2 separate regions of the Homo sapiens genome follow, and region 2 is linked to region 1. The links are chromatin contacts, found by Hi-C or POLR2A ChIA-PET in ENCODE. All regions are on one chromosome and are shown on one strand. Each heading gives the region's core, a stretch centred on a gene start or an enhancer-like site at or near the end of the contact. The rest is flanking DNA. Distances are from core to core; before and after follow the strand shown.

What was found. A loop is a pair of places that touch in the nucleus more often than their neighbours do. ChIA-PET counts read pairs that join two places held with the same protein, here RNA polymerase II (POLR2A). Pooled maps may share reads with other maps.
Region 2: a loop to region 1 is called in a map of PC-3, with 4 times the contacts of the local background. The contact joins two enhancer-like sites. A Hi-C loop is called at or near these places in 5 of 168 maps with a recorded cell type or tissue (HepG2, PC-3, PC-9 and 2 more) and 1 of 50 pooled maps. POLR2A ChIA-PET finds 5 or more read pairs at or near these places in 1 of 52 experiments (activated T-cell).

What each region holds. Positions count from the first base shown.
Region 1 is chr14:64,803,936-64,809,626 of GRCh38, forward strand. It overlaps SPTB (spectrin beta, erythrocytic), which reads right to left. Exons shown (of 36, transcript NM_001355436.2): 3 at 1,004-1,155. Among named protein-coding and RNA genes, the nearest start is that of MIR7855, 21 kb to the left of the region's middle. Within about 2 kb of position 2,701, at least 11 of the 41 ENCODE cell types and tissues checked have a DNase peak (open chromatin) inside an H3K27ac peak, as active enhancers do.
Region 2 is chr14:64,837,663-64,843,353 of GRCh38, forward strand. All of the region lies in intron 1 of SPTB (spectrin beta, erythrocytic), which reads right to left. Among named protein-coding and RNA genes, the nearest start is that of SPTB, 39 kb to the right of the region's middle. Within about 2 kb of position 4,442, at least 6 of the 41 ENCODE cell types and tissues checked have a DNase peak (open chromatin) inside an H3K27ac peak, as active enhancers do.

The DNA.
Region 1 (5,691 bases), core at 1,451-3,950:
CCTTTTAGCAAAGCTCAGAGGTTCCCTCCAACAAGCACCCAGAGATCGGTAACCAGGCTGCATCGGTGCCCTTCTGGGGCTGAACAAAGCCCTCTGAGTGGGCAATAAACGGCATTTGCTTACGGTAACATAACATATGGTTAATTGATCCCTTACCATGTGCCAGGCACAGTTCTAAGAACTGTTTACTGCCAGCCAGTGTTAAGAGTAATTTTTAGCTTGGTGATTGATAATGGGTTCATCCCTGCCAATCAACCTTCTCCTCTCCCCCAGTGATAACTGCATCATCTGATGGGTTCCCCATGGGTAACTCTCTCTAGTGGAATTTCAATGCAGGGTGAGAGGCAGAACTTCAGCATGGAGTTGAAAAGGCAATATTTCATTCAAGCCTTTTCATTCAAACTCTGAGGATCTCAGAATAACTTCATCAGGTACAGGTATCATTGCCCTCATTTTACACATGGGGGAAATGGAGGAAAAGAGGGTCCTGCCTGATAGGCCCAAGGACACAAAGCTTACTCTGGGCTGAGCAAAACATAAACCTTCATCTACTTCTTCTTTGGGGTCAACAGTATTGCCGGTGGGTTACAACTGAGACAGCCTCTAATAAATTTCCACTTGCAAGGGTGGTAAAACACACAGTAAAATGGCTTCCACACTTTCCTCTTGGTTCCAAGAGGGATGCATCTTAGCCCGATGGGGAGATGAGGGCCAGGCCATCACAGGCCAGCTACAGATGCCCAGAGCCCAAAGTCAGGAGCTCTGCATGGCTTCTGGGAGAAGCATGAAGGGGTGGGAGTGGTCAGAGGAGGCAAGAAGTTCTGGGAGGAATTCAGAGAGACCAGTCAGCCACACGGATGCTTCCCATTCTAAGTATTAGAGCCTCCCAAAGGAGCAGAGAGAAAACTGGGAAGGCCAGGAGAACTTGAGATGCCCCCAAACCATGCCTTTGCTGAAGAGGGGCCGATGGCAGCAGCCCCGGGGCCCACAGAAGGGACTTTACCAGCATCTCTCCAGAGAGCACCTCCAGCAGCTTGATGAGCATGCGCCCATCCCGCAGGTCCTTGTAGAGATCGGTGATGCGGCAGGACACTCGAGCCAGGTGCGAGTTCACCCATTTCGTGAAGGTCTTTTTCTGAACAACTTCCCGCTCATCTAGGTGGAGAGAAGAACCTTGGTGAGGTGCCTGAGGTTGGCAGGGTCAGTGTGACATGGGGCCAAGGGGTTTTACCTTAAGCCCAGGGTACCCCCATGCTTGGCAGAGGAAGTCGATGTATTCATTCCACTCCCTTCCTTGGAGCATTTGCCATCAAGGTGTAGCAATACCGGTCCACATGCCACCAGAACAGAGGCAATAAGGAGATCACTCGCACTGCCACCATATTCTATGCACAGTATCAGGACACCTCTAATTCAGCATCTGTTTCCCTGTATCAGTCAGACTACTCTGTACTGTTGTGCCATTGAATTCAGATTTCAGTGCCAGGCTTACCCATCAACCCATCAAATATTCGCTCTGCCTAGAATGCTGTCTCTCAACCCCTCCACTCTACCCCACCTCCTTCACTTAACACTAATTCATCCTTTAAGAGCCAGTATAAATGGCGCTTGGGTTGGGTCTCCCTTCATGTGCCCTGCTCCCTGCATTTACGTTTCCTTCTCTCTCCTAGATGCTCCCTGAGCCCAGGGAAATCTGTCTTGGTCACTTCTCTGTCTCCAGGGCCTGGAGCCTGGTGCACCATCAGTACTCCATAGCTGTATTGTGGCTGTCTGTACAAACATTGATTCTGTTCCTATTATGTGGCAGCGCTGTGCTAGGCCTGAGGACACACAGAGGTAAAACAAATTTCCTGCCCTCAAGGAGTTCCTGATAGGGGGAGGAAAATGATGAGCAAGGGAACAGGATATGTAGAATGTATGACTCATGTGGGGGTAAGGATAATGAAGGTTTGGGCTGAGGGCTGTCTGCGGCTTTACGCTATCTTTCTCAGCCCTGGGAAGGTGACATGACACCCCTATCCTAAATCAGCATCAGCCCAGTCCAAGCCCCTGGCCCATGCTGTACCAGTTCAGGTGGGGTACTTCTTACTGCCTCTGTACAAATAATGCTGGTGGTCTGTCCAAGTTAGGCACCAGCATTACCTGGGGAAGCTCAGACAAGATGCTGGAGAGAGGACAGAAGACTGGGATGGCACAAAAAAAAGAGAGAGAAAAGGATAGAGGAGGGGAGAAGGAGAAAAAAAGAAAAGTAGCAGAAAAGAAGAAAAACAAATAAGATAGAATTGAAGGTGAGAAGAGAGGAGTGAGCCCTCTCTGGATTTATGAACAGTTTGGTGGCAATTAGCTTCTGGGCACTTAGGTTTGAAGATTCAGGGAAGGAGGTGACTTGGCAGTGAGGCTGGGCCTGAGGGTTGTGGAGGATCCCTGGGGAGGGTACATGGCAGTGGAGGGGGAGATCACAGCCAGGACATACCTGGAGTGGCCTAGCCAGGAGCGGGGTCTGCCCGGTCGGAGCAGGCTGTGTGCTCGACTGAGCCTCAACCGTGAAAGGGCTGGCTTTTTAAATTATTAAATATCTTGATTCAACAATAACAAAAAGAGGAGCTTAGCCAGTTCTGCCTCAAGGGTAGAATCCTGGCAGTTCCTGAGGCTTGCTGCATCAGATGCCTTCCGGCTTCATGGCTATTTTGGTATTAGGAACTCAGACCCTTGATTCTTCTGTGCACTCATTGAGCAAATATTTACCGTACAACCGTCAGGTGCCAGGCCCTGGGTGGTGGTGGGGAACTCAAGGACAAGACTGATGGTCCCTATCCTTGAGGCAGACAGACTCTATTATAAATATGACGAGGGCTTGAGTCATACATGAAGAATGAAGAATTCTACAGCAGCCATCTAAATAAGACTTCCAAGAAGAGGAAAAGTACTACTACTGACTGTGAATCCTAAATACATGTAAAATTTAAACGGCATTCATTTATTCTGGGCCTCTGTGCAAAGTTTCAGCGAGAAAACTCCCCTTACCCTTTTGTCAACAGCAAATTAAACCACTTTCCTGATTTCAAATGCTGCTTCAGCGAAATGTAACTAAAGGGAGTTTGATGCCATACTGGACGGAAAGCAATTGCACTTATTTTGGGGCATTTTTAGATTCAACAGAGCCAGCCACAGTCCCACAGTTTTTTCCCTAGAAACCAGATCTATTCTTTAAGTAGCTAACCCTTCAGGTCAGGTGTGGAGCCTCTGACTAAGGGGGGTGAAAGTTTTAGCCCCTTTAGAGGTAGGTGTCCCCCAAAGTGAAAGTATTTCTTCCTCCTTTTCCTGTCTTTAAGAATGCAAACATTTCATTACGTGGGTGCTGAGAACTATTTATCTGTGCTTGGCAAAGGGTAAGGGAGTGATTCTAGCTGGGAACATGGATTAATTCTAGGCCACTGGGCTGGTGCATTTATTGGTGCAGAAATATCAGAAAGCACCCTTAGATCTCCCCAGTTTTTACCACATGAATGATGCCCCCTGGACCCTCAAACGTGGGAGCCACAGGTTTTGAGCACAGGCAGGTGGCCTCCTAGCTGCCTTTTATTTGAAGGCTGGAGTGAAATCACCCAGAATCCCCAGAGCCCCAAAACGCTTTGCAATGTTGAGACACAGAAAGATTTCGAGAGGCTAATGATGATTGGAAGGGGAGAAAAGGCCCCAAGGTGAGAGGCATTTCCATGAGCTGGCTGGCTCCAGCCGCCTGGCATTGGCATGCTCAGCACATTCACTCCCGCACAGCCCAGATGCTCATCCCAAGCCTTCCAAGGGCAGGAGAGGCGGTGGCCTGGAGCCAGCTAGGCTGGGAACCCTGGTAGTGTGGACAGGAAGAGAGGTGGCTGTACACTGGGCCTGCTGTCCCCAGGGGACCCAGGCCATCCTACTGGGACCCACCATGGGAAGGAGGCCTCAGCACAGCCCTGCCAGGAGCCAGGCCTTATTTCCAGAGCCCTAACCCTGCCAGTGCAGGAAGGGGGTGAGTCCACCAGCATGGACTGGCTGACAGCCTCTGCTGCCATCAAACCCCGGCATCTCATTCCTCTCTGTTCCTCTTTTCTTTTCAACGGAGTCTCGCTCTGTTGCCAGGCTGGAGTGCAGCGGCGCAATCTTGGCTCACTGCAACCTCCGCCTTCTGGGTTCAAGCAATTCTCTTGCCTCAGCCTCCTGAGTAGCTGGGACTACAGGTGTGTGCCACCACGCCTGGATATTTTTTGTATTTTTTAGTACAGACGGGGTTTCACCATGTTGGTCAGGATGGTCTTGATCTCTTGACCTCATGATCCACCTGTCTTGACCTCTCAAAGTGCTGGGATTATAGGCATGAGCCACCGTGCATGGCCCTCTCTGTTCCTTTCTTTCCCTTTCCTTCCCGGGTTGTGGCCATCCTCATTCCCTGCTATGTGTTAGGTCTTTGCCTAGAAAACTCATCTTCCTCCCTGATCAGCTCTGACCCAGAATTATTGTCTGAATATTGGGACTGGGTGACCTGAAACCCTTCAAAGGTTTAGTTTCAGGTCAAATACACCCATGACACTAAAACCCTCAAATATATCCAGTAATAAGTGAGTTTGTACATGGAACGGGCTGGCACAGAGAAAGCTTGCCATCATGTGAACTCTCATTGTTATCGTCATTACTACTGCTGCTATTACTAGTGGGCCCTGTCCTAGGTGCTGCAGGGGCGTTGGGCAGCTCACTCTCCCCAAGGCCTTAAGATACAGTTAAGGAAACAATACTCAAACCCACCAATTAACTTTTGCAAGCACATAATAAATAAGTGGCAGTTCACTTTAATAACACAAAAGCCATCACAGGGTAATACTGAATTCCATATCAGGTACATGACACATATGGTCAATGCTCGAGGGTTCCAGGAAGAGAGAGGTCATTTCCAATTGGAGTGGTTGAGGGGGCACCTGGTGAAGAAAGCCGCTTTGGATTGTGAAGGGGAGGGGAGCCAGGGAGACAGAATGAGTCCAAGCAGACAGGCATAAAAGGCCAAAGCTAGGCCGGGCATGGTGGCTCACGCCTGTAATCCCAGCACTTTGGGAAGCTGAGGCAGGTGGATTACCTGAGCTCAGAAGTTTGAGACCAGCTTGGCCAACATGGTGAAACCTCATCTCTATTAAAAATACAAAAAATTAGCCAGGCATGGTGGCAAGAACCTGTAATCCCAGCTATTCAGGAGGCTGAGGCAGGAGAATTGTTTGAACTCAGGAGGCAGAGGTTGCAGTGAGCCGAGATCCCACCATTGTACTCCAGCCTGGGCAACAACAGCGAAACTTTGTATCAAAAAAAAAAAAAAAAAAAAAGGCCAAAGCTTATTCAGGGGCTAGGGAATAGCTACAGGTTAGAGAAAAGCAGGTTTTTGGTTTATTTATTTGTTTATTTTGAGATGGAGTCTCGCTCTGTTGCCTAGGCTGGAGTGCAGTGGTGTGATCTCGGCTCACTGCAACCTCCGCCTCCCGAGTTCAAGCGATTCTCTTGCCTCAGCCTCCCAAGTAGCTGGGACTACAGGCGTGCACCACCATACCCAGCTAATTTTTTATATTTTTATTAGAGATGGGGTTTCGCCATATTGGCCAGGCTGGTCTTGAACTCCTGACCTCGTGATCCACCCACCTTGGCCTCCCAAAGTGCTAGGATTACAGGGGA
Region 2 (5,691 bases), core at 3,192-5,691, 35 kb after region 1:
GCGATCTCAGCTCACTGCAACCTCTGCCTCCCAGGTTCAAGCGATTCTCCTGCCTCAGGCTCCCAAGTAGCAGAATTACAGGTGTCTGTCACCACGCCCGGCTAATTTTTGTATTTTTAGTAGAGACAGAGTTTCACCATGTTGGCCAGGCAGGTCTCAAACTCCTGACCTCTGGATCACCTCTGGTGATCCACCCACCTTGGCCTCCCAAAGTGCTGGGATTACAGGTGTGAGCCACCGCGCGTGGCCAACAAGCTGATTTTTAAAATTTCTATGGAAAGGCAAAGAAAATAGAATAGACAAAGCCATTTTGAAAGAAGAACAAAACTGGAGGACTTACATTACCTGATTTCAAGACTTACCACAAAGCTACAGTCATCAAGATAGAATAGTATGGCAAGAAGATAGACATATATATCAACGGAATAGAGTCCAGAGATAGATTGACATATATGGCCAATTATTTCCAACAGAGGTACAAAAACAACTTGATGGAGAAAGGATAGTCTTTTTAACAAATTCCGCTGGAACAACTGGACATCCATATGCAAAAAAAGTGAACCTTGACCCATACCACATACCATATACAGAAATTAATTCAAAATGGATTATTGATCTAAATATAAAACCTACAGCCATAAAATTTCCAGAAAAAAAATCAGAAGAAAATCTTTGTGGCATTCGGTTAAGCAAAATATTTTAAACACTAAAAGTATAATCCATAAAAGATCAGGTATCATAAAAGAAAGATTTGATCAATTTGACCATCAAAATTAAAAATGTATGAAAATACAAGCCACGGACTAGCTGGAATGTTTGCAAAACATGTATCTGATAAAGTAGTTGTATTCAGAATATATAAAAAACTCAAAACTCATCAATAAGAAAAATCTCAATTTAAAATGAGCAAAAGATTTGTACAGACGCTTTACCAAAAAAAGAAATATAATAGCAAATAAGCACATGAAAGTGTGCTCAAATTCATTCGTCATTAGGAAAATGTAAATTAAAACCACAATTAGACACCACTCTATACCTATCAGAACGGCTTTAAAAAAAAAACAATTCTGCAGTTTCTTATAAAATTAAACATACCATATTTACCATATGACTCAGCAATTGCATTGACAGGTATTACCTGAGAGAAATGAAAACATGTTCACATAAAAGCCTCTATGCAAACATTTAGGGCTGGGTGTGGTGACTCACATCTGTAATCTCAGCACCTGGGAGGCCGACGCAGGTGGATCACCTGAGGTAAGAAGTTTGAGACCAGCCTGACCAAAATGGTGGAACCCCATCTCTACCAAAAATACAAAAATTAGCCTGGGGTAGTGGCGGGTGCCTGTAATCCTAGCTACTGGGGAGGCTGAGGCGGAGAATTGCTTGAACCCGGGAGGCAGAGGTTGCAGTGAGCCGAGATCGCACCATTGCACTCCAGCCTGGGCGACACGAGTGAAACTCTGTCAAAAAATAAAAGCCTCTATGCAAATATTTATAGTGGCTTTATTTATTCTGACTAAAAATTGGAAACAATAGATAAACCGATTGTGGTACACTTACAAAACGGACTACTACTCAGTGGTAAAAAGGCAAGAATTGATATATGCACAACATGAATGTATCACAGATGCATTCTGCTAAGCAAAAGAAGCTGGACTCAACAGGCTGCTCACTGTCTGATTAAATGCATACGCTGTCCTAGAAAAGGCAAAACTATAGGGACAGGAAATAAATCAGTGGTTGCCAGGGGTTAGGATTGTAGGGTTGGGGAAACGAGTTGACAGAAAGGAGCATGAGGGAATTTTGGAGGCTGATTTTGATGATGGTGATACAAGTATATATATTTGTCAAAACCTATAGAAATTTACACTAAAAATAGTGAATTTTACTGTATGTAAATTATGCTTTGATAGACCTAAAAGCAACATATTAAAACTAAAATTATAAATAAACATAAATGAAAAGATTAAAAGCAAATAATTATGAAGCACCTGGCAGTCCCATTGCCATAAACTGCTCTGATGAGAAAAATGTAGAATTATTATAATTTATTTTTAAGTAATGCAAGAGTTTTCTTGAGCAAGGTTCTATAATGGAATTTTATGAATTCTTTCCTGAGGTAGCCTAACACGTGGTACAAATAATGATACAACAAGATAGAGCTATGCAAGTGTCAAGAGAGAGGCATAAATAAGTGCCATAGAATTTCAGAGGCAGAGAGAATACTTTAAGCTACAGAAATTAAAGAAGCCTTCATGGAAGAGATGGCATCTGAGTTGGGTGCTGATAAAAGGGAATGATGATCTTTATTGTCTATGTAAACAATGTCTATCAGAAAGTTATCTCCTGCAATTTCTCCCTGATCCTCTTATGACCCTGTGAGACAGGTGGGAAAGGTACTATTAATTTCAGTTTCAGTTAAACAAACTAAGACTTAGAGATCAAGTTCCTTTCTTGGCAGAACCAACGCTTGAACTCATGTCTTCTGAGAGTTTGTTATATACTCTGCTCCATGATGTACCCATTCAGAGGAAAAGCTGTGCCTTTTCAGAAGATGGGGAAAGACTGCCAATGGTCCATTTCCACCTTAGGATCCCTCCAAGTGAATCAGCTACTTCTCACCTTTCTCCTGGCCATTGAGAATACTCCACGAGGCTAACATCCTTATTTGAGCCTTTCCTGCTTATGAAAGCAAAAGCCAAGAGAGCAAAGACTTTTTGTGACATTCGTTTAGATTCACGCTTTAAAGGTCTCAAAGCATCTTTTATAAATACTAAAAAAGCAAAAGTCTTGAAAGTTACAAGGACTGCCGCAAATGCATGGTTAAATACGTAATCCAGAAATCATGTAAGATGCAACCTCAGAACTTGTGGAGTGAATTATTAAAGCTGCACTCATTCTTGCAGTGGACCAGTTCCCAGAAAGAACTATGAGGCTATTCTAAGAAGCCTCTTGCTACCTGAAGGAGCGAACCTATTCACACACCTCACCTGGCTGAGCTGTGACCCACAGAGCCCTTTCTTCACCATCCCTTCACCATCCCCACACACTTACTGAGCTCCTTACTTCTGGAGTCTGTCAATGTGATCAACACTGGGCTACACAGAAGGGAGATCAGCAATAGAGCAGAGTCCTCAAGGGAGGAGACCACAGGACAGAGAGGTGGATAGGGCCTGTACGACTTGCTGCTATTGCCATACAAGACAGTACCATTATAAACATCAATTTAATTAACCAAATATTTCCCAAAGGGATGTTATATATGTGTTCCTTAGCCTCAAGGAGCTTATAGTCAGGAAGGTAATTTAAACATTTCTTATCGGCACAGCTGGAAAAACTGCTTTTCTCTGTGCTCCAGTTTCCTCACCCAGTTAAAAGTAAATTTCTCCAGCTATGAAGCTATTGTCATTGTGTATTTATTGAGAGTTTACCTTGTGCCTGGCATTGGATTTTGTAAACCCCATTACATTGACTCCTCAGAACAACGCTGAGTACAAGCCACTCTCCTTATCCCCATTTTATGGGTCAGGAAACTGAGGCTTAGAGGGTTCAGTGACTTGCCCCAGTACATCAGCCTGTAAATGACAGAGCCAGGATTCAAACGCAGGCAGTCTGAGTCAGAGCCCCTGCCCTTACCTCCTGTGATCACTGCCCTGTCAACCCAGCCAGACCCAAGCCCTCTGCAGGAAGGAATGTGGAGATCAAAGGAGTGGGAAGGTTATAAACAGTTTTTAAATCATCTGAGACGAATTCTTCCACATCTAGCTCAACACCAGGCAACAAGAGCATCAAGAAAGGCAACAGGAAAGAAAGATGATCTGCACTGGAGGCCCAGGAGGCTCTTCAGGGTCACAGCTAATCCACGCCCTGAGATTTCAAAACACAGAATGCACTGGGTCTCTAGCCTGCGTCAGATCCACATTTCTTGTGAGGATTGCCAAGCACTTTTTCCCCCAAATCGACACAGACATGGAGAAGATAGGAAAGCATTGTGGGTAACGTTCCCAGGACAGACCAGTGGCAGAGTCAGAGGGAAATGTCTACGTCTAATCTCCCAGCTGCCCTCTGACATCCCATATATATATATATATTTTTTAAGGGTCTTTCTTTAACACAGCACACATTTACCTATTTGCAAAAGAAGGGAAACCCCCGCGTATGGAACCAGAAGAGGGTTTCTTGCAGAAGGTGCCCCAAGGTGTTGCAGTTTGATAACGCTCTCCTCATATCTGTTAAAGAGCGCGGCAAATGTTATCTGGAAGCAGCCGGGACAAGAGCACCCCCAGTTCTGAGCACAGTAACTGGGCTACTCAGAAGTTCCACTGAACGGCATGTCAGTGCCTTACCAATAGTCACACTGAGCTGCTTGCAAAGTAACTGCCACCACATTCCTTTCTTAAAGTGGCCTGATTCCAAAGAGCTTGCCTAGAGCAAGGGGCAGAAGAGCTGCCAAGTGCCTGCCATTTCCAGGAAGGCGCGTGTGCGGGGCCATGGTGGTGGACACATAAGCCAGCATAGGTCATTTGAAAGGTGCAGAGAAGTGAGTGGTCATTGCTAAAATAGTCTGCAAGCAACTCTAAAATGCTCGCCACATCTCGTTTCCTAGTACATGGTAGCAGTACTCCTTCGTTCAGCAAGGGCTGGAGCCAGTTTCCAGAAAGAGCCAGAGGGTAGCAGGCAGGGGATTTCATGGCAGAAATAGTAGACTAAGGTAACTTTGATCCGGGGACGTGAACCAGGCAGTAGGGGGTAGTGGTTAGGTATATCTGGAGTTAGAATGCCTGGGGATGTCTCTGGACTTAGCCACTTAGTAGCTGGGAGCCCTAGGCCATTTACTTATAGTCCGTAAGCCTCTATTTCTTCATCTGTAAGATGAAGTTAGTAATAGTCATCACCTCACAGCACTGCTGTTTGGATCAAATGAGATAATGTATTTAAAGTCCTTAATAGCGTGTCAGACACGGAGTATACAGGCTCTGAATCTGTGTGGTCTACAAACATTGCTCTAAGGTTGCTGCTGTTTCCACAGCTCAGAAGAACAAATTGTTAGCCCCTTTTGTGCCTCAGTTTCTCCAATTATAAAATAGCAACTACACCCCCCTCTACTTGTGGCACTTAAAAATGGGGACATATAGGCTGGATGCAGTGGCTCCCAACACTTTGGGAGGCTAAAGCAGGAGGACCACTTGAACCCAGGAGTTTGAGACCAGCCTGGGAAACAGAGAGACCCTGTCTCTATAAAAAATAAAAAATTAGCCAGGCATGGTGGCACACACCTATAGTCTCAGCTATTTGAGAGGCTGGGGTGGGAGGATCACTTGAGCCTGGGGCTGAGGCTGCAGTGAGCTGTGATCACACCACTGCACTCCAGCCTGGGTGACAGAATGAGACCCTGTCTCAAAAAAAAAGGGGGAGGGAAGACATATAGAAGTAGAAACTTTTTATCATCAGACATAGGCTATCCAGCGTTTACATGGGTACTGGCCATCTTGCCCTTTTTGGGCATCTGTGTAGATTCTGTAAATCCTGGATGACAGGTTTCTGATGAAAACAAATAGCCTATATTTTGTGCTTCTCAAGGCTTTTACAGGGCCAGGAGAAGACACGCAGAGGCAACCACATCTCTTCTGTGATGCCTGAGACACGTCTACAGAAGAGATGCTTGGGGCAGGATGCAGAGCAGTCACG